Regions from separate parts of the Mus musculus genome. Here all the other regions are linked to region 1. The links are chromatin loops, found by intact Hi-C in ENCODE. Cell type or tissue: heart. All regions are shown on one strand. Links, peaks and the distances in the headings refer to the core of each region. The heading gives the core; the rest is flanking DNA.

Region 1 (7,789 bases), core at 991-5,990:
GAAAATACATTTGTGTGCTCAAAGGTATTGACAATGATGTAATGACGACATCGACTACTGGATACAATGTCCCACTAGGTTCTTTACCACTAATGTTCTGTAATTCCATAATACTATCCAATGGAAGGCTCAATTTTAGTTTTCTTACTGGAAAAGAAAGAAAACGAGGAACCCCGAAACACACTGCCCCTCTTCTATCACTGAAGACTAATGAAGCCTGACTATTCAAGGCTCAGGAACCCAAGTCAGGAACAGTCCTTTCTAAGGGCTATACTTACAAATGTGAGACCAATCTAAATGTTATAGGATATACCAATGCAAAAACAGCAGCAGGGAAGGACATTGAAGGTAAACTTATTTACCCTTAGGAGGAAATATTACTCAACAGCAACTGTGTTGCCTGAAATCTCAAAATATCTATCTATCTATCTATCTATCTATCTATCTATCTATCTATCTATCTATCTATCTACCTACCTACCTATCTATTTATTTTAATACTGTGGTCTCCAAATCACTCATTCCAACTCTGAGATGGTTCTGCTCCTCAGGAGGATCTGACAATGTCTGGACACCTTTCTGATCATTATTGGTTACTAGTGGGAGGTTGGGTATATATCCTCCTATCTTGTCCCATAAGTAAGTGCTTACGACATTCTTCCTTATAAAGAATAATCTAGTCAGAAGTATCAACAGTGTTGAGACTTTGAGTTACAAGTCTTCATTTTTTTTAAAAATGAGACTTTAGAACTAGTAAGCGACTTTGGTGTATCATGCTAAGTCTGACTGACAACCTGAATTTGGTCCCGGGGCCACATGGTGAGAGAGAAAACTAATTATGACAAGTTGTACTCTGACCACCACATGTATATGTGGCACAAATGTAGGGGCTTCCCCCTCCCCCCCCCCCACACACACTCAGTGTAATGAAGAAATTAACAGCGATACCCCAGAGCTAAAACTATGATGCAATCAAAAGCCCCCATTACCCTGAAGTGGAGTTTCCCTGGCTGGCTCCGGATTGCTCGGGGGATGGGAAGGAGCAACAGGAGGCACAACAGATGCATGATCCTCTGTCCACTCTAGAAGAAAGAGAAGAAGCAGTTTCGTGATTTGTCTCTGAACAGCCAAGCCACTTACCTTCTTAGTAATAGTCAGACCAATGAATCAAAAGTAGGTGGTGTGGTGGTTTGAGTATGTTTGGCCCAGGGAGTGGCAGTATTAAGGGGTGTGGCCTTGTTGGAGGAAGTGTGTCGCTGTGGAGGTGGGCAAAGAGAGCTTCCTCCTAGCCTCCTGAGGATGCCAGTTTTCTGATTGCCTTCAAGCCAAGATGTAGTTCTTTAGCACCATATCTGTCTGGAAGATGCCATGTTTCCAGTCATGATGATAATGGACTGAACCTCTGAACCTGTAAGCCAGCCCCATCCAATTAAATGTTGTCCTTTATAAGAGTTGCCTTGTTCATGTTGTCTTTCACAACAATGGAAACCCTCACTAAGTCTGTGAGCAAAAGCAGCAGCCCTCCCTCCCTTTGTGGTAAGGTCAGTGAAATATCTCTCTCTCTCTCTCTCTCTCTCTCTCTCTCTCTCTCTCTCTCTCTCTCTCTCATTAAAGAAATATGGCACAACTGGTAAAAATCTGACTTTAAAGGTTTTAAGTGAAAACCAAATTTTGGTTTTCTTTTCCTTTGTTTTTTCAGGTATGGATTTGCTTGAAGGTAGCCATGTGAGAAAGGACCTTCTTAAGGCTCAGTGAGGGGTGCGCTGGTCTGCAGAGCCTACCTGTCTTGCCTGGTAAGTTGGATGAAAATATACGCCATTATTTTGTTGCGGCACTAACTTCTGTTGTCTCTGAAACTCAAAGGGAAGCTACTGCCTGTAACATCTTGCAGTGAGTGATCTTTAAGATGTAAAGCAGTCACCTTCCCTTAGCTATATGCCCACAGCTCAAACCACATTTGCTGGGACTACTATCTTTAAAAATATCTTTAAAAATATTTTTAAAAGTTATCCTTAAATTAAAAAGGGAATTAAGCCAGAGAACTTTTCAGCTGGTGCATAGGGGTAGTAGAGAGTAAAGCATGGTTTACCAGCTAAACTGGGCTCAATGTCTGCCTTATAGAAGTACATGGCATAAATGCTTTTCATTCATTCATTCACTTACTACTTATTTATTTGGATTTTTCGAGACAGGGTTTCTTTGTGTAGCTCTGGCTGTCCTGGAACTTACTATGTAAACCATGTTGGCCTTTCACATTTTTAAAAGGTTAAAATTGAGTATTTTCTGATACACGAAAATTAGAGATTCAAATGGGTGTTCATGAATAAAGTTTTATTGACACACAGAATTGCCTATATTTATATATTATCTGTATCTGTTTTACACTATAAAGATGAGTAGTTATTACAAGAACTATGTAACATCAATGCTAAAACATTTGTGATGTTTATATATATTTATAGTAGTAACATTTGGCTACTCCCATAGTTTAAGGACTATATTTGATTATGTTCAAGGACTCAGTGCTTGCTTGGGTAGATACTTGGTGTGATGAGGTCCTCAGTACAATTTCTAGCACCATACACATTTAAAATATATAGTATATAAATTAATTATGTTAAATATTTAATATATAAATTAATTAAATATATAATAATATATAGCATATAATATGTATTATATATAACGTGGGAACAAAAGTGTTATAGTTCATATTCACATAATTGATATTATACTTAGATGGTATAAAGCCTACCACTGAAAGATTTAATGAAAAATTAGGAAAACCTTAAATATTAATAAATGGATAGCTACATATTAGTAGAAACACTCATTACGTAGCACATCTTTTAGCCATTAAAACTATGAGTCAACTCAAACCTTCAAGCAGGTTTAAGAAATAAAAAGTGAAAAAAAGTTGCTCAAATGAAATATATTTACTCACAAAATTATTCTTGGTTTTGGTATTTGTGATTTTTATTTACCAGAAAAATTCTACACAGTGAGCCCCTAAGAATGGGATGGGGCAAGCACTGGAAGATTTAATGTTCCCCCCTCTTCCTGGGTTATTTTGATTTCTCTAAAGAATATGAATTTGTTTGGGGCAGTGGTGGCACACGCCTTTAATCCCAGTACTTGGGAGGCAGAGGCAGGCGGATTTCTGAGTTTGAGGCCAGCCTGGTGTACAGAGTGAGATCTAGGACAGCCAGGGCTACACAGAGAACCCTGTCTTGAAAAACCAAAATAAAATAAAAAAAAAATAAAAGAATATGATTTGTGACTTCCCAGAAGCATGCAGATCCTTCTGTACGGCGTTTCTAACGTGAAAAAGGAGCCTAGTGCCCAGAAACTCTGCTTAAATGTTACACAGGGATCACCATGCAAATGCTGCAGGGGCCCAAATTCCCTCAGCTCCGCAAGTTAAATTCCATCCAAAGCAAGGCAGAGGTCTGAGCGCTATGCAGGGGCGCCCCCTTCTGCAGTGTGCTGGGGTGTGCTGTTGGAGGGAGGGGTGACTAGAGGAGAAAAGAATCTATCATCAAGGCCAGCTCTGACCACACGGGGGTGACAGTGCCTAGGCTTTACCCCACACTCCCAGCTCAGGGAAATGCCTCCAGCAAAGAAGCCAACCTTCTGGCTGCGGTGGCTGAGGCTGCTGCTGTTGCTGCTGCTGTTCAAGCTGTTTCTTCCGTTTGGCTTCTAGGACTGGGTTTTCATATTGCGTCTTCCTGTTGATGTGGCTGGGAAGAAAGGAAAGCAGTTCTCAGGGAGGAAATACTCATTCTAGCAAGAAAAGGCCGGGCAAATCGATTAGTTGAGGCACAGCAGAGGGTCTGGAGTGGATATGCAGATAGACATAAACACAGCTCCCATTATGGCTGTGTATGTGCAGTGAGACCTAGGGTGTGGTTGGAATGCATCTTACTAGAAATCCCTAGCAAATGTCCTGAGGCAAATAGCTTTACTCACCAGCGGAAAGCCCTTGTTTACAGGGAACCTGTTCCCAGAGCCCCAGTGAATGCTGGAGCCCAGGATAGCGTCCAATCCAATATGAATATGGTTTTCCCTCTGCATCTGTACACACCTATGACCCAGTTTAACTTATAAAACAAGCACAGCAACAGATCAACAGCAACAATTCACTGTAGCCCTCAGTAGTTTCCACATATGATTTATTTCCTTAGCCACTTAAAGGAACTTCTGCCTGCCTCTTCAGCACGTTCCAATTGCCCACGCTGTGACCTTTGTGCTCTGGGCCTATCAGGAAGTTAAATAAGGGACATTTGAACACAGTGTATGACAGTGTATGACACTGTGACAGCTGACCTTGTAACTGAGCTGGCCACCAAGTGACTGATTGACAGGCAGTGCATAAAGCTTAGCTGCACTGGATGAGGGGTGCTTTGTGGCCTAATCTCCATGGAGCAGCAAGGAAAGAGACCTTACCGTGCCCTGAATGACACCCAACTTGAAACTTAAATTTTATTTATTTTTTTCTAAAGTTTTCTATGCCATTTTTTTTTTCAAGCAACAATTCACCTTGAGTATGTGAAGCATGTAAGTGTGGACACAATAGTATTTCATGTGGGGATGAGAAGTACGCCTCTGTGTAGTTCTCTTTGTGTGGCATTATTAACTAGTATGCTCACTCAGCTATGCTTGCTTTTGAATTCAAGGGCTTGAGCCAGTGACTCTACCCCTATTTCAAAGCTAGCATCTGAGAGGGGGGGGGTACATTAAATTCACCAAGAAGTACACTCTGAATTACTAAGAATTAAGAGTCAACTGGAGCTGGGATGTTGTCTGTGGTCTACAATAGCAAAACTCTTGAATGGCTTTACATAGCAAGGTATGGAGAAGCCTAAGGGTGAAGTCAAAAGGACTCCACTAACATCTGTCAATTATGGCAACCCAATGAATGACCAAGAGGAAAGACCAAATTCACAGCCTATAGGCAATGATAGTTCTAAGGTAGTTAAACTATGTGAATGCAATGTATTTAAAGTGACAAAGATCCAGACATTTTAGATGACTCTGTCACTAGTAAGGCCGGGCAAGCACACGCACTTACCCCCACAACGCACACACATCAACATACACCCATCATCCACATGAGTGTTTCTGTGTGATGGCCTTATTTATTTTGTATTTATACTAAGTATAAATACATGTATATATAGATGGTTTCACATATACATATGTGTGTATGTACACGTGTATGTACTCCTTTAGCCAAAACAACAGTTCATTAGAAGTTTGGGGGCATACCTATTACGTTACTATTTAAAACATCAAGTATTGCTTTTGAAAATGAGACTTTTTCTTTTAAAGAATAGTTTATCAAATAGGGTGGACAGATTATCTTTAATTCTTATTAAAAGGATATTTGCCTCTTTGTTCCTTTAGACAATCTCATGTAAGAAATTGCCTAGCACTAGCATGCCCTGTGGATCTGCCATGAAAAGACCGAGAAGCAAACCTTGTAAGTTCTGTCTTCCCACTTCGGGACCTGGTTTCTTCTTGGTTCATAGTGGTACCCAGCTGCATCCTTTCTTACTAAATGCACAAGCTAGCTAAGTACCAATGCAAGCCCGGCCTTGCCTGGCAGCAGCCTCTCTGTTTGTCAATATAAAAGATCTTCAGAGCTCACAAAGGACGTGTACTTTATGAAGGTCAATAAAAATGACTTTGCTTGTATCTGATGTTGAAGTTTCTCCCTGTTCTGTAGAGGGGAATCAGGCCTTGTACTGGTCAAGGGCACTTGCTATACTGAACTCCTGCAACTGCTTTACAGTAAGACGCTGGCATCTTATTGCAGCCTGGCATTTTTACATAATATGTTCCTATTATTGGGGCATTATACAAGTGACTTTTTATTGCCAGCAACATGAGAAAGAGAAAGGAGGCCTTTTATCTTCACTGTGGCATGAAGGACAATAATGACACAAAATTCACATGGTGCTTGTCTTGTTCAAAGGAACTGTTACAGTTTTCTCTCTTTCCTTAGAGGAAAAGCTGCGATATATGTTGATATTGATGTTTGCAGTATTCTACCTCTTGGTTATTGTTAAAATTTTTTTTTAGCATCCTGCTAATCAATGATTTTAGTAACATGACAAAGTACATGTCCAATGCTAGAATGAAGTCTATAGTAAAGAGATCACACTACAGGCTGAGAATCCTGGGAGAGGCCAGGAGGGACAGATAACAGGCCCTGCATCTTATCCCAGTTTTCCACTTCCTTCTTACTCTTGGCAAAGTTTCATAAATTATTAAGATTTGTCTAACCCTTTTAGAATGGCAGAGTGAATAAATAATTGCTATGAAGTTCAGACCTAGGCATCAAAATAAGAGCAGTCAGGCTGCTCTGAAAAAGCACAAGCTTTCTGTAGTTTTTAATCGGCTCTCCTGCAGCCAGCTCTTCACTACCACTCGCTGAGAACCTGTGGTGCACACTGGGTCTTGGGGATTCGGAAGTTAACAAAAGCCATGTATACCGACTTCCTTTCTGAATTTCTCCAGGTTTGGTGAATATTTGCTTACTCACTAAACTCTTCCTCTTTCCATTATAAAATTAATAATATCATGCTGAACCTTGTAACAATGCTAAGATGTGTTTCGTATAATATACACAATGGCCCAGGAGTGCAAAATCTATATGTGGAATATCCACGGACACTTACTCTACATAGTAGACACCGTAGACAGGGTCTTCAATCTTTTCCCAGCCAGCAGGCAACTCTGAAAAACAAAAGACCATTAGCACAGGACGAGAGCTGATTCAGGAGCTCAGACACTGAGTCAGTCAGCGGAGGGTGACGCACTCAAATATCTTGAACACAATTAAAACTGTGTATTCTAACGCAAAGAAGCACTGACTGCTTTTTCTTTGTTCTTTTATACATGGAAAATGTCTCTCTATCTATTGGTATTTTACTTAAGAAAATAAAACAATAAAATGCAGTCCTAGCTGCCTTCATCATCAGCCAAGTATTGAATTAGATTTTAATAGAAATACTTAAAACTTTCTTTAACACCTAGTTCTTCCCTTAAGTGTTTATAGTTTTCTCATTCTGTTTCCAGACTACTTTGCCACATATGTAAGAACACATAAAAATTACTTTCGTTTCATTTTCAAGTCAGTGGTTTTATTTTGCTTTCCTTGAAAGAAAATTAAGCTTGCATCTTATCCAGATAAGATTCACTGTTCCTAATGAAGACATTACTGAGTGAATTAAAATGGCAGGCTGAGCTGGGTGTTCAAAGTATACACACACACACACACACACACACACATACACCGTTACTTCACTCTTGGACTTGTGTCAGTTTGTCTTTCCAGAACTTTATCTTTGAAAGATAATGCAAGATAGTTCACTGTCATGTGCAAATATTCTTTTGTACATCCCCCTAGTGGGTGGAATACAGACCAGGCTTCATTAGGTAGGTGAGGCTGGTCTCACACATGTTCTGGTCTTCACTGCTGGAGCCCTGGGACTGCCAGCCTGCACCCACATACCTCTCTATGTGTATCTTTTAAATGTGAGGGTGGAATGGCACCAGGCAGATAGTGAACTCTGTCTCCCGAGGTCTCAAACCAAAGTCAGGAACTCTTAACTAGGTTCCCAAGTTCCGTTAGATGAATCTATTACTGAAAGTCCTGTTGTACTGAAGTGTTTTTCTTAGAGAAGGAAGAACCTAGACTGCATGTGTGTCATCAAGCAGCTCTTTCAGGCAGGGCAGCAATTACTCAACTTGATTTTTAAAGCTCTCAGGATCTGTGAAGGTA
Region 2 (7,789 bases), core at 1,781-6,780, 710 kb after region 1:
AGGAGCTGTAAATTAGAGGATCACATCTCAACTGCACACAGGAAGCAGAGATGAACAGAAGTGGGTAAGGCTATCAACTCTCAAAGCCCACCCCTAAGGACATTGTTCATCCTTCAGCAAGACCACACCTCCTTAAAGTTCCATAGCCTCCCCAAACAGGGCTACCAACTGGGGACCATGTATTTCAGTGCATGAACCTATGAGGGACATTTTTTCATTTGAACCATCACACAGACCCAGATCACAGACCCTAAAATATACAATCACTCTTGCTTTGACACCGTTCTCTTCATCTTTATCCTACTACTCACACTCTCACTGTTCCTGATTTCCAACCTGACTCCATTTACCCTATACCTGCTCCTCAGCATCCCCCAAAGCTCACTGTCTTCATAACCTTGACTCTCAACCTGACCCTGACCCTCATAATGATTCTATTATCATAACCTAATCACCACTAAACCTAGTTTGAACATGAAATGTTATATACTTGTGTTATATTCCTTATAATTTACAATAGAAATACACTCTTGAAAAGTATATGTAATTCCAAACTTGCTTGTACTTGTACCCTGTATTTTCAAATACATTCTTTTGATTTGCGTGAATATATCAAAGTAAAAATATACTTGAGAAGAATATTTTGTTGTTGTTTTTACTTGCCTCAGATATAGCCTCAGTTAATTCTGGCAGTTAATAAGATGTGTGTGTGTGTGTGTGTGTGAGAGAGAGAGAGAGAGAGAGAGAGAGAGAGAGAGAGAGCAATGCCTTGTTTCTTCCATATTTTCCCAGTCTATTTACAGAGATACAATTTTCAGAGATCTTTTTTTTTTTTAAACTGACAATATGTAACTGTATGGAGCTTAGAGTTTTCTAACTTGATCTGACTCAAAGGAAAAAATGTACTTCAGATGAATGTGAGTTTCTGAGGGAATCATATTTAAAATCATATCAAACCTATATGCGTCTTGGTTGAAGCAAACAAACGTAGTATTGAGAAACTCGGCACCAATGCAAACAAGCTGTCTTACACGTTTCTCTCAAATAGCTCACTGCTTCTTAGATTAAACTGACATGAGCATAAGCATACACACAGAAGACTGTGTGTATCATTCATCTCCAAGGTACACCTTACAGGGAGAGGCACAAAGGATGAAGAGTCGAAGCAGTGGCATTGGAAGGATCCACGTTAGTATAAACAAGCTCAGATTCAAACATTCCTCATGAAAAGAACTCCTGCCAGACTTGGTGGAGCATACCTTTAATTCCAGCACCCAGAGGCAGAGGCAAGAGGATCTCTGTGAGTTCAAGGTCAGCCAGGTGTACACAGTGAGATCCAGAACATTCAGAACTGCATATAGAGAGAGCCTGTCTCATATGTCAACAACAACAACAACATCATCATCATCATCACCATCAACAACAACAACAACAACAACACAAAATTCCTTATTGCTTCTTGAAGCGAAGTAAGATGAATGTAAGAACAGCATGTGCCCATCTAAAGGGCTTAGTCTTCCTTCAGGGTTGGACTATTCACATCTCCCAGTCTTATATTAGAGTCCTAACCTATAATCTGATGACAGGGCCTGTAGGAATGAATGGGACTAGAGAACTTCTAAGAGGAGGCAGAATGCTTGCTTCCCCTCTCTGGTCTCTACCATTTAAGTCATCAGTAAACAAGGATGCTAGTTCTGCTGGGACCTTGATCTTGGGCTTCCCAGTCTCCAGAACGATAAATGACAAATGCCAGTTGTTGAAGCCAGCCAGTTGATGCTGTTCTCTTGCAAGAACCAGGCTGAACCAGTAGAGCACAAAAGAGTGAAGCTAAGAAGCAGTAATGAGAAGAAATTGTACAGTATCACTGAGCTCAGGTCACACCTGGCTTTTAAAGCTTTGCTCAGAGACAAACAACATACAGCTAAACAAATCACATATCAAAGGCACATTCTCACAGAAAAGAAGCAACTAAACACAATCTTAATCTATTCTTTATTCTTAAAATGCCAACGAATTAACAAAATATGTAAATCTCTCTGGCTCATAATGCATATGCATTTGGATTGACCTTTTCAGAGCTTTTAATTAATAAGATGAATGCTCATAAAAACATAGCTGGGCAGTTTGAAACTTCCTGTCCTCTAGGAAAAGAATTAGAGATAGTGGTTGACATATTTTTTTTTCTCAGTACAGGATTACTGATATAATGTCTGACCTTCTGTTTAAGCATTTTTAAAGCTGTGTAGTCCATTAATGTAACATGACATATACTGTTTTACTAAGTATACTAACAACTATATGTTAACATTGTAGTTTATATTGTTACTTATGTTTATATATTTATATATGCCTTAATGCATGCAAAGAGAATATATCCTTTACTATATATATATAAATTAGAATGGGACTTTTCTTTTCTTTTCTTTTCTATTCTTTTTTTTTAAGATAGCATCTCATTAAGTAGCTGTCCTAGAATTTGCTGTGTAGATCTAGGTGGCCTCAAACTCACAGCAATCCACCTGCTTCTGCTTCCCTAGAGCTGGGATTTAAAGGTGTGCGCCATTGTCAGGTCTGGCAGAATGGAGACCTTTTGTGTAAAATGACTCATGATTTTGGCTGGTAGCACAACAGTCAATGGACATTCCCTTTTGTCACCAAGGCGGATGCCTCCTGCAGATCTCCAGCCATCGCATTAGGAAGTCCCTTTGATAACCTTGACCTAAATGTTCTTGTTCAAAATTTAAGATGCCGCCACAGGTAGCTCACCCTCAAAATACAGATAACATCCAGCAAATGAGGTCAATTGAGAAGACTAACACCATCATCTTCACAGGCACTGACAGCTCACAGGACGGGGTGGGAGAGGAATTTTACGTGTGTTTTATTTTTATTTGTTTAGTAGATATTAGCTCTTTCATACATTGCTCTGATAAAAGCAACCCAAGCGAGGGCTTATTTGGTTTCCTGGCTTGAAGTTAGTACAGAATGGCAGGGAAGCACGGTGGTGGGCGCACAAGGCAGTTGGTCACATTGCTCCCAGAGTCGGAAAGCAGAGGAAGGAAAAGTAGATGCTCAGTTGACTGTCCCTTTCACTCAGCCCCAATGGGGACCCTGGCCGATGAACTAGCGCCACCGTATTTAGGGTAAATGGTCCCACCTCAACTAACCTAAGGTAGAAAATCCCTCAAAGACATGGTCAGAGGATGCTCCCTTCAGCAATGCTCAATCCTGTCAAATTGACAATCCATAGTAATCGTCACAGCATAGTAGACCAAGCTGAGCACATTCCAACACAAAGCTGGGTCCAATCTTAAAAACAACAACAACAACAACAACAACAACAACAACAAAACAAAACTTATACATTGCACGAAAAATGAAAATCTTTACCACTGTGCTGAGACAGCAATCTTAATCTAGATAGACACTCCTATGATCACATCCACAAGGCTTGCAGAATCAATCCACTGTTAATGGGCAGTAAGTAAATTGTCCCTAATTTGGTTTGAGATGATACTTAGATCTCAGGAATATCTGAGTAATGATGCCAAAACACTGGAAAGTGGGAGCTGAACAAAAATTCTTCAAGTTGTCAGCATCAGGCAGAGATAAACATCGGATGGACACTGGCAGCCTAATTTTAAATCTCCATGCCACAAGTGTGACCCAAAGCATGCCCTACTTGCCAGGCAGAGTCTTGATAAAGCTCCACAGTGGGCCGCCAATGAGAAGGAAGAAGTCTATGACTTCTAACTGCCAGCCAATGGGCTTCATACAATGCCTTTTATGTTTGTTGGGTGTTAGTTCCCAGGGGTCACTGCCTTTTCTCTTCCCGGGAGAGCTAAGCTAATCTGACTATAGAGTGGAAGGGGTGGCTTGGCTTTGTGGAAATCGGGGAAGTTCCCACTAGTCCCTCTAATGATGCGGACGTCCACTTGACTATAACCACTGTTGGATATTTTGACACAGAAGCTTAGGGTTATCATCCTCTGCAGCCCTCAATCTGAGACAGAAGTAAGGGAGCTTGCAGAACCTCTTGATTCCCCTGTCACCAAGCTGTACCTTCAGTTTTCCTGTCTGTTTCTGGGACTCTCAAGCTGTACGTGGGAGACTTCCTTTTCTGAAGGAGCAGGCAGCTGAACCCTCTGGGATCTACCTGGGGCTTCTCTTTCCTGCCTCTTTGCTGCCTTGGAGCTGGACAACATTGCAATACATCTACCTACCCATTTAACTACACCTTTTAGCCAGTGACCTAGTAATGGCTTGCAAGTTTAATGCACCCTAAAACATTTGCAATTGTGTGTGTATGTGTGTTACCCTCTCACTGCTCCTCAAAAGACCCTGGCCAGCGTGCAGGGGTGCCATTCTTAAGGCGACTGCTTGCACCTCCTCCACAGTATCAGAGAGTACAGTCCTGCTGTTGCTAGGAAACGCACTACAATCCCTAGACCCCGTCATGTGTGCTTTGCAGAAAAGAGCCCAGCTGGACCCTTGAGTGTGCAGAGACTATTCCAGGTACTTTGCTGCCAAACTGTTGTTCTCTGTGATCTGTATGGGGCTTCTGGCAGCCTTGAGGATGCCTGCTGCGGCGGCTTGCGGTGAATCGGGGATTAGCTGGAGATCTGTTGCATTCCTCTCCTTCCTCCCAAAGAAGAAGGATCTCAGCTTCCTCAAAAAGCTGGATTCCCTCCCACCCCGTTCCTTTAAATAAGTGCTTTTGTGCCTGTCCAGGCCCTTGGGATGTGCATGCGTGCTCAGTGTCTCCACCTGCTGGTACTTAGTTAAGCTTTGCTGTGTAATGTTAGAATACGAAAAATAAAAAATTGGGATATAGCTAAAAGAGCAGTTGAGGATTTGGCAGGAAGAAATAACAGTGGTTTGGTGACAAAAGGAGATGCTCATGAATAAAATAACAGTTGTCTTACCTGTAAGGCAAATCATTTATTCCTTATCCATATAGTGGTAAAGGCTTATTACTATGCAATATTTGTAGGAATTTAGTCATGTGCACAGAAAAATGTAAACATTGAGAAGGAGGCAGGCATGAAGGTGCACATCTGTAATCCCAGTGTGTGAAGGCAGGGCTTCAAGATCTTCTACTGTAGAGCAGGCTCTACTATGCCAGCCTGGGCTAAGTGAGACCTTGTCTCAAAAAACAAGGCAAACATACAAAGTTCTCAGTATAGTGCCCTGCTCAGAGAGCTGTATTTCTGCAGCTTAGATCTGGCACTACTCACAGCTACATTAATAGTCTGTCTAGCTGAGAATTAGTGTGCACACCTTTGATCCCAGCACGGGGGAAACAGAAGCAGGAAGATCTCTGAGTCTAAGGCCAGCCTTGTCTACAGAGTGAGTTCCAGGGCACCAAACAGTAAGGCTTGTCTCAAAAACCAAAACCAAACATATTGAAAATTAGTGTCTTTCACTGAGTAGTCAATCAGTTCTCTAGAAGTAAGAGGCAGTTGTCTGGAGAACCTTAAAATCATTCAGCTTGTGTGTGGTAGGAATGTGTCTCCCTGGGGCTGGGCAGACAGCTCAGTGGTTAAGGCTAAGAGGGAGTGCTGCTCTTCTTAGTTTGTTTCTCAGTATCCACACACAGCTGCCTGTAAACCCAGCTCCAGGGGATCCAGTGCTCTCTCCTAGAATCCACGGGTACCTGAACACATATGTACACGCACCCACACTCAGACGAACACATATACATGTAATTTAAAATAAAATAATTTAAAAAAAAAAGAATTTGCCTCATGTTGTTTTACCTTTTCAAGGGGGTGGGGGGCAGTGGCAGTTTGGCCAGGTGAGTCCCGCAGTTCCTGTATACTTGACTGAATGGCTTTTGCCAGGCCCAGGGTCAGATTCCCAGGAGCTCACCTGTGGGTGCTGTTGCGTGGATCGCTAGCTGAATGGAAGGAGAACTCAGGGTGGTGGGAACTGCAAGCTGTCTCCATACGAAAGTGTCAGAATCTATTTATTATAAAGTTCATCTTCTGTGAGGAGACTTAGCAAGGGCCTTCAGGTATGAGGGCGTGTGCCTAGATAAGATGTGGGGGGGGGGCCAAATATATAATTGGTTATCTTGTATATATACAACAGATGATGAAATGATAACCTAAAGTTTTAAAACTTAGCTATAAAGAATAATTAACTACCAGTAAATAAGAAATTAAATTTATCTTGTAGACGAGCTGCAATAACTTTAAAAATCAATAGAAAATCATTAGAAATTCTGTTGTACCCAGTATAATAAACTCTTTACTTTAACTATTGTCTCATATGGGAGCGATTGCTATTTCTTTTTTCTTTTTCTGTAGACATAAGTGACACCTAGAGGATGGAGAGTTCAAGAACATGTCAGTTATTTTTCACAAAGCATTATTTCCTATCCATTAACATTTTGAGGTGGCAAACACAAATATACACATATTGTCATCAAAAGATATTTGCATATTTTGTGAATTCACTGATTTTAAGAAACAAGACTCAGTTAAAAGTATGGCTTATGAATAGTTATACCTATATATGTTTACTAAGAATGCACCTTAACTTTGTTTAGATTTAAATTTTTATTTGTATTTTATGTGTATGGGTGTTTTGCCTTCATGTACATCTCTGCATTGCATGTGTGCAGTACCAGACGAGGCCAGAAGAGGGCGTTGGGTCCTCTGAGACTAGAGTCAGCCACCATTTGTGCTGGGAATCATTTTGGAAGATCAGCTCTTAGCTGCTGTGTGGGGAGCTGTTTTGTGCTTCTCTGAAGCAGAGAGAGAGAGAGGGAGAGAGAGAGAGAAAGAGAGAGAGAGAAAGAGAGAGAGAGAGAGATAGAGAGAGAGAGAGGAGAAGGAGGAGGAGGAGAGGGAGGGGGAGGAGGAGAGGGAGGGGGAGGGGAAGGAGGGCCTGTTGGCAGATTTCCTGGCCTCTGTGGCATGGAATGATAAGATAAGAGGAGGTGAACCTGGGGCTCAAGGCTGGGGCTGAAGAGTCTATTGACCTTGGTGGAAAGAACAGAGCGTTTTGGGATGGGAAGGAATGTCTTGTGTACATTTTAGCAAATTGTTTCTGTTAGCTTGTGGCTTTGTTTCTCATGATACTGTAAAGTATCTAAAGCCTAAGAAAATTAAACTCGAGGCTGCCGCAGTAGTGACTAGACAGCCCTCCTGATTTCTAACCTCTGTCTCGGAGTCTTCTTTTCCATCTTTCCTATAATCCTCCTCACTCCCCAGTCAGGGGACTGTTTGACTTAGTACCTGCCAGGCCCGTGCATGGTTGAGCGAAGTGTATTTAAGAGTATGTTCCCAGAGAAATACTTTTTTAATGGCTCTGCTCTCCTCTGCTTCCGTTTCTCTCCGTTTACTGAGGAGCAATACAAAGTTTCGTTGTTGTTGCTGCTGTTGTTATTGTTGTTGGTGCGCTACAGCTTTACAGCTGCCATTAAGTCCAGCTCCAGAGAATCTGACGTCTGACTTCCCTTAGAATGATCTTTTCCCCAGGATCTTATCCATTTGCCCAAACTTGTGTATGTAAGATTTATGTGAGAAGAAGAACCCCACAAAGTAGAAACTTGCGTTCATGTCAGTTGTGGTTTCTTCCCACGGAGGAAAGGAAGACAACGATAATCTAAGGTATGTGTGTGCCCAAAATGTGTTTACATTTGTACATTGTTCTTGGAATTTTTTATTCATAGTCAAAATGAATAAAGTTGAAAATTGTATGAAGATAAAGATACAAGAGCAAAGACGGAGTCAAGCTTAGATTTAGATGTCAATCCCACCACCCTGCACCCCCCCCCCCC
Region 3 (7,789 bases), core at 1,781-6,780, 380 kb after region 1:
CCCCACCACCACCACCAAGTAAAGAACTGCTATACAGAAACAAAGAAAAGAAGGTTGGGAGGAGCTGCTGGGAAGTGCCACAGCTCCTTTTTCTTCCTTTCTTTTTTCTTTTTCCTGGGGCGTGGGGTGGGGGAATAAGAGGCATATTTAATTTTTTTTTTTTAATGACTAACAAAGAAAGCAAACTGTCTTGGAATGTGGAAGAGAATCCAGGCCTAGAGCTCACCACCAGGCTTTGTCCACCTTCTTCAGGCCCCATCTTACTCCTGACAGATCAGGAATGGCAGAAGTGTCTGGGGAGTGTGGGCTTCAGAACAAAAGAATTACAGATGCAGTAACCTGCCTGCCTGCCTGGTATCTGGGTATCTCCTACTGAAACTCCTCCCCACCCCACCCCAGAGATCTACACTGTCTTCTGAGGTCAAGTGTTTCCAAAGGCTGGGTGCCTCTATCTGATGGAGTAGACTAGCAAAACTCACGGCCAAGTGCAGAAAGGCTAGGTACCATCTTAAAAAATGTCACAAACAAAAATCATCATGTACCAAAATTAACCAGACCCAAAACCTATATAAACTCAATTAATTTCTATACAATTAGAGTGGACATTTGGAATGGAAGTTGTAAAAGTTCACGTTGGGTTTTATACTTTCACTACCAAATATATTTTATGCACTAATCCTCCACAAAGGCAAAAAACCCTCATGACAAGTAGCTCTCCATCCTCTTCCAATTCCTGCCTTGCATTCAGTTCCTTCTCGTTCCCTAAGATTTAGCCTTTCTTGGTCTCTTTTCTCCATGTTACACTGCACCCAGATGTACATTTGTTTATAGGCACACATATATTGTTGGCTAGAATTCTTTTACAAGATGTCTTTTTAAAGCAAACCTTTTCATGTTGCCCCCAAAAGAGGAATGCCTTCGGTCGCTGAAATGCGACCTGGGGAGTTTCTCTGACACTCCCTAGCTTGGTCTCATCCGTGAAACCACAGCGCCTTGCTAGGCACGGCGAGGTAAAGGTGACCCAAAACCTCAGCAAAATGGGAGCTCAAGTTTGAAGCCAGACTAGGGTACTCATCAAGACGCTGTTGAGAGTGTGTGGGTGTTAAGTGTCTCCGGTAGGGAAGGTAGCACATTCGAAGTTAATTTATCAATTAATGTTACTAGAAGAAGTGTGTTGCTACTCGCCAGACTCAATCCAAACAGAGTTTAAGAAAATACATCAAAAGTAAATAAATTCTAAAAGTGTGCCACATGATTGTTCTGAAATTTAAATGAGTTACGTACCCAGTGCGTACGCAGGGAGTCACCCAACCAAAGAAACCACTCAGCTTTTACTCACACCAAATGCCATCCCTACAACACAATCCCAGCATACCAGCGCTGGCACAGTGGCTGGCACATTGTGGGCAGTGCTGTCCTTCCTGGCACTATCCCTGAAGAGCTCAGGTCCATGGGGCCATGTGTATCACCAGCCCAGCCCTCTAAGATCCCTCTCGGCAGGGTCCTTCTTCTCCGCCTATCCCAAGGTCCCCACCACACACTTTGTGCTTTGTTGGAGGCTTAGGTGTGTCAGGTCAGAGAGGATGGTAACAGATGGTAGTTCCCAGAACTCCTTGTCACCACTGATCTCTCAGGAACCCACAGCCAGTCTTGCCTGCTCTGTCATTTGCTTACAAGCCACCCTGCTGAGGAAACTCCCCAGGAGTTCCTCTGGTCCGTATGCTGTTCTGCACTGTTGGCTCTGGGATGGGCAGAGGAAGTAAGGAGGCAGTGCTTTCTGATGGCAGGCCTCACCTCACCTGCCAGAGCTTGACTGCTACTGCAGCCGCCTTGCCAGTGGCTCTCACCCAACCTGCAGGCTTCTGTAGATCAACATCATGCTGGACACTTAAACATCAGGCGCAGGAGACGAAAGCCACTCAGAACCCAGAGGGCAATCCCTTGGGGTAAATGTGGATATTCTGTTTTCACAAAGGAGAAAACTACAGTTCTAGTAGCGACCTATACAATGTGGGGCTCAGCCTGTGAGGTTGGGACTCTGAGGATGAAACTTAAAGCGTTTCCATAGCCATCTCCCACACAGACTATGAGTATCCTGAAGGAAGAAGGGCTCTGTGTCTTCCTCCATCAGAGGCAGAGCAGGGTGTCTGAGGAGCCTGTGGGGACACTTCCCGATACTCCACTTCCCTCCTTGGAGCGCTATGAAAAATGGCACTGTGCAGGAGTGTGGAATTACTTCTCACGGGCTGACTAATAACTCCTGGCCAATGAGAGCAAAGGTGACCCGTTCTCCTATGCACTGCTGAAAAGACCCAGGAGGACTTCTTCGCCACTTTTGGCTAAACGCATGGAAGAGTCTTTAATGCATGTGGGATGTACATATAAAAGAAAATAGATGATTAACAAAGCAAGCAAGCTCTATAGGGAAATGAAAGAGAATCCTGGGCTAGGACTGAGAAAAGTCAGTTGACCAAGGAATTTATCTCACTCTTCAATTAAGTCTATTGTGTCTATTCAATTCAATACTTCCACCTGCTATTACCTTGTTATTTTCTGTCCTCTAATTTATTCCACTATATGTGTGCTCATACAGAGGTGTGTGAGTGTATGCATGTGTGTGTGAGTGTGTGTGTGTGTGTGTGTGTGTGTGTGTGTGCGCGCGCGCGCGTGCGCAGGAGGTACACCTGCCTCAGAGCACATGTGGAGGTCTGATACAACTTGCTGGAGTTGCCTCTCTTCTTCCACTACACAGGTTCTGGGGAATCAAACTCAGGTCATCAGACTCAGCAGCAAGCTTTCTTTACAAGAGGGCTGGAGGCACAGGTGAGACTGAAGGGATCAGGACTGCTTAGCACCATGGCTATGTAAGGTCTTCCTGCAAATCCCAGTAAAGACTCTGCAGATGCTGCCTAAGACACATTACTAAGCATCACAGGTCTCCAGATTGCCCAGCTTCCCTTTCCCCACCCACCCCCCCATGTCGTCACTATCCTACTTAGATCACTACGAAACATGTCTGGCTACTATGAGGACAGTGGGTTGTCTACTTAGTCTACCCTATACGTGCAGGGATTCTCTTTTCTGTTTGTCTATCTGCCACACTTCTGCAATCAAGAGATCAGTATAAACCTATCAGCATCCTGCCCCTACTAACAGTTGTGTAACATGGGGACATGTTACTGAACCCCAGTTTTGCTCTTATTCGTCCCCCAAGATCTCACATGTTGAAGGTTCAGTCCCCAGCCAAGCATGTTCCAGGGTGGGGTCTTTGAGGAGACAAGAGAGGTATGACCTTATTAATGGAGGGATCGGCTGATAGTTTCCTAACTTGACACGTTATTGGGAAGTGGTGGAAACTGGAGGTGTAGGAGCAGGCTGTGGTGCTGTACCACATCTTCTCTGCCTCCTCAGGCCCCTCCCCTTTGCAACCTACAACCAGATGCCAGGTAGCTTGCACTAGGCACTCAACCTCTATTCCTAATCACAGACACAAAGCAACTAGGACAAGCAACCATGCTCCTCAATTGGTGCAGCCATGGCCCAAAAGAAATCCCCTAGCTTTTAAAATGTTCTACCCCAAATGTTCTGCCACGGCAACAGGAAGACAACACATTAAGCTTCCTAACTGGCAAACTGAAAATAACAGTGCATGGCGGGCTTGTCATGAAGATAAAGTCTGATGGCTATGTGGGCACAGTGGCTGCCACTCAGCAGACCCCAAGAGGTCTTCACTGTGCCTTTCAGTCAATGCTTTGCCTGGTAAAGAATGGGCTCAGCCCTAGCTTCACACACAGGTGAGGACAATGTTTCCTGAAGTAGAAACACACTTCTTAAGGTGGAACTGCTGAAGATGGGACAGAAGCTGGAGCTTGAATCCACACGAAGCATCAGGCCCCAAACTGCATGGTCTCCAACTCCCCCTCTCCACATCTATTCCTCTCAGCCTTAAACACACAGTAGCCAGTTCCCTGCTCCATTCTGTCTCCATAAAGTTTTTTTTGCATTTCCTGTCCCCAGTCTACACATACCAGAGACTACAAATTGGGAACACAGAGCTCATAGACAGATGCAAGCTAGATAAGATCAAGAATTAGAACCAGGGATGGGAGAAAGCTGTCAGTAAAGCACTTGATGCAAGCATGAGAACCTGAGTTGGGTCGGGTCCCCAGAACCTCAGTAAAAGCTGGGTTGGTGATACACTGGGGATGCAGAGACTGGAGGATACCTGGAGCCTAGTGGCTAGCCAGGGTAGCCAACTCTGCGAGCTTCAGGTCAAGCCTGTAGAATGATACCCAAGCCTTTTCTCTGGTCCCCATATGTATGTGCACACATGTACACCTACATGCATCCACACACAACATATACAAATATGCACACAAGAGAGAAACACACGTCAGAACCCATTTGGCAGCACCTTCTAAAGTCTAACAAACACCTATTCTAAGACCTACGTTTCTTACACACACACACACACACACACGGGGGGGGGGGGAGAATATGTTCTAAAAAAAATACTAGGAAAAAACAAGGCATCTTTAATGAAAAGACCTCTGAGTTATAAAGTACCCAGCTACCTAAAAAACAGAAAAATAAACACATATAACATGGTCACAAAGTAGAATATTACACAGTCAGTAAAAAGAGCTACTGATACGCTCAAAATGAAGGTGTCCTCTAAACATAAAAAAGTCAACCTAACATAAAAAAGTACATATTATAGTTATTTCTTATTGAAAAATCATAAGCAGGCAAGACACATGTAGAGTGATAACAGTAAAAGTCAGGCCAGTGCTAAGGCCAGGCAACTCTGAAAACACAGCTCCCTCTGGTGGTAGTTACAGAGAAGACACTGGTTAAAATATCAAGCTGTATTTATTTATTAAAGTACTTTATGTGCTTTAAGTATTTTTTGAATTCAATTTTTAAAAGAACAAAGACATTAAAAACATCAAACTGGGATAGCAGCCAAGATGGCAAGCCTTGCTGCTGTCCACAAGCAAAGTGCTGACTTGCTTTCTGGCTGAGCCCGAGCTAACCTTGTGTCTAGGGATGGGAAGTTTGGATCAGGTGCATCTGCTGTGGTAGGCCCCACAACAAACCCTGAGGCTGGCAGAAGTCTGCAGTTAACTCTCAGAGTCGCTCATTCATTCCACACACACTGTCCTGGGCTGACTTCAGCATTAATCACCGCTGAGTTGTATTCTCTGGCACATCTGGTGGTTCTTGGTTGAGACATTATGCTTCCACTTTACCAGAACCAAAATGCATCCCTCCAAATGCTTACACTCTGCTCACCAAGGTTTCAGATTAACAGGAAGGGGTTAGGGACCGTGCACGGAATTATTATAAGGCACGCTACAATCTCAGTGGCCCACACTCAGTGGGCGGGAGAGGGATGTGTACACTGGAGAGCCCCGGCGGTCTGAACCCTCACAGTGCCAGGCATGAGTGGTCCACGCTCACAATCCCAGCATTCAGGGGCTAACTGAAGCAGGAGGACCTTATGGGCTGCATGATGAGTTTCACACACACCTAGGCTAGGCTGCACAAGGAGATCTTGCATCTGCAAATGAAACAAGGGCTAAGAAGATTTCCTGGGCAAAGGAAGCACTGACAGGAAATTCCCAGAAGCTCTTGGGCCAGCAAGCCAAGCCTACACAGCAGTGAACAAAATAGACTGTGTATCAAACAAGACAGAAGTCAAAGACGACACAGGAAGTTGCCCTGGGACCCTCACATGAGTATCATACAAACATAGGCCTGCACTCATTCCTCTCTCGCCACATGGTTGTGCATGTGTGTAAAAGACTGAAGAAGGGAGGAGGAGGAGGGAGGGATAAAGAAGGGAGAGGAAGGGAATAAGGAGAGGGGGAGGGGGAGGGGGAGGGGGGGGGACACAAAACCAAGCACTGTTCTCATTTACTGTGGTGGTTTGAATAGGTTTAGCCACCACAGACTCAAGTGTTTGAATGCTTATCCCACAGGGAGTGATACTATTAGGAGGTGTGTCCTTGTTGAAATAGTTGTGGCCTGATTGGAGGAAGTGTGGGCTTTATGGGATTGGGGATGGGCTTTGCCAGTCTTCTCCTGACTGATATAAAATTCTTGGCTCCTTCTCCAGCACCCTGTCTGCCTGGATGCTGCCCTGCTTCCTGCCATGATGATAATGGACTGAACCTCTGCGCCTGTAACCCAGCCCCAATTAAATGTTGTCCTTCATAAGAGTTGCCTTGGTCATGGTGTCTCCTTATGGCAATGAAAACCTAACTAAGTCACTTACTCTGTAGGGAGGGGCTCAGCCCCCTGGTGAAGGCATCCATCTCCTCTGGGATTCTCTGGAGGACTAGGCTTTCTCCTCCAACTCTAATACTCTAAGATGCTTAAAAATGAGTTACAGATTAGTAACTAGTATGACAACAATGAGAGAGAAAATGAAATTGCTAAGAGACTGACTCATTCGACTTGGTCACTGGTTTGCCTTTGCCTACCAATCTGCAGGGGGAAGAAAGGCAGAGGAAACAAACGTGGGTGTTTGGAGCTTTAAGAAAACAAACACTTGGGCTTAGGCTATAGATCAACAGTAGAACATTTGGCTAACACACAGCAGGCCACAGTTCCATTAGCAGCAGGAGTATGGGAGAGTGTGTGTGCACATGCATGCACATATGCACATACATGACTATGCACACTTCCATAGGGTATTTTTTCTACGTCCACCCAGGGTCCAACTCCCCAGAGATATCCCCATGGGAATCCAGCTGCAGAGCAGGTTCCCACTGGAGAGGATTCTCAGCCCACTCACCTACTGTAAGATGTGGAGAGCATACAGAAATCCTCCCACTGAAACAGCTCTGAATCCTCAACTGACGATAAGACGCACAAGGTTTTCAATCACATGCAAAACAAAGGGCTGGGCCATAGCGTCCAGCACCACCTCTGTCAGAGGCTTCAGGCCTCAAGCCAAAAGTTTGATATAAATAAGAAGGCAGGACCATTCTTTATATATCAAATCAAGAAATAATGAATTTTCTCCCATCATCCAGTGTTTATTATACTCTAAGATGAGAAGAGAAATGAAAGATAAGACACACAAGAAACTGGGCAGGTAGGACTCCCACCAGGACCTGAGTTCCTAACACTATAGCCTACCCATCAAAGCTGTTGACCTGTTTACAAACCAACCAAAGCCTGGTCCTGTCCACAGCTCGAAGGAGGCTGCCAGGAGTGATTTACAGACAGCTGTTTTGTCTATGAAACTGACGGGGTAGGGGAGCAGCTAGAGATGGGAAGAGGTTTTAGCATGGGGCAGTTCTCCTGGGCTATAATTATTCAGGCTGGCTGGCTGCTTTCTTTGCCCCAGTTGGAGTTCTGTCTCCAAGGTGCTGGGATCAGTCATCATGAGCCTTGCTGAGCAATGGCTGCTATTGCTATGCCAGCAATCTACCTTAAAAAAAACTATACTGATAAACAAGAGAATCCCCATCAGGCAGGCTGCAGCCTAATTGGGATGAGTCATCTCACAGAGCACCCAGGACTTGTGCTGAAATGCTCCTCAAAAATTTCTCAACTTGTTGATGTAAAACCATAAATAAAGAGGCAAGCAAAGATCACCGGTCTCAGGATACCAGGGGAAACCTTGAGAAGCAATCATTGCTGTGGCACTTCCTTGAGAACAGAAAAAGCGGGCCCACTGGCATCTACAGTAAGTGGGATGGAGGAGAGAACCTGCAGAAAAAGCCATGGTCCTCTCTGAAAGAGAGTTGTAGCCTTGTGTAAAGTAACGACATTA

The links. Peaks named below come from ENCODE experiments on the same cell type or tissue, not always from the same donor. Only the 100,000 strongest peaks of a DNase experiment are listed, where the experiment ranks them.
Region 2: a loop joins it to region 1, with 4 times the contacts of the local background. A loop is called at or near these places in 3 of 42 quality-filtered maps.
Region 3: it touches region 1 in a loop (2.3-fold over the local background); 2 of 42 quality-filtered maps call a loop at or near these places.

The regions. Positions count from the first base shown.
Region 1 is chr6:93,754,025-93,761,813 of GRCm38, forward strand. It overlaps Magi1 (membrane associated guanylate kinase, WW and PDZ domain containing 1), which reads right to left. Exons shown (of 24, transcript NM_001029850.4): 8 at 6,684-6,741; 9 at 3,631-3,740; 10 at 990-1,082. Among named protein-coding and RNA genes, the nearest start is that of Gm23035, 36 kb to the right of the region's middle. In heart, for the core only: a CTCF peak has its summit at 3,552; a DNase peak (open chromatin) is centred at 3,557; H3K27ac peaks cover 753 bases.
Region 2 is chr6:94,460,065-94,467,853 of GRCm38, forward strand. No RefSeq gene overlaps it. Among named protein-coding and RNA genes, the nearest start is that of Slc25a26, 36 kb to the right of the region's middle. In heart, for the core only: CTCF peaks have their summits at 4,768 (motif pointing left) and 6,621 (motif pointing right); no DNase peak of the experiment used is centred there; H3K4me3 peaks cover 431 bases; H3K27ac peaks cover 726 bases.
Region 3 is chr6:94,135,195-94,142,983 of GRCm38, forward strand. The region is part of intron 1 of Magi1 (membrane associated guanylate kinase, WW and PDZ domain containing 1); the gene reads right to left. The region is part of intron 1 of 4930511A08Rik (RIKEN cDNA 4930511A08 gene); the gene reads right to left. Among named protein-coding and RNA genes, the nearest start is that of Gm52867, 89 kb to the right of the region's middle. In heart, for the core only: a CTCF peak has its summit at 4,828 (motif pointing left); no DNase peak of the experiment used is centred there.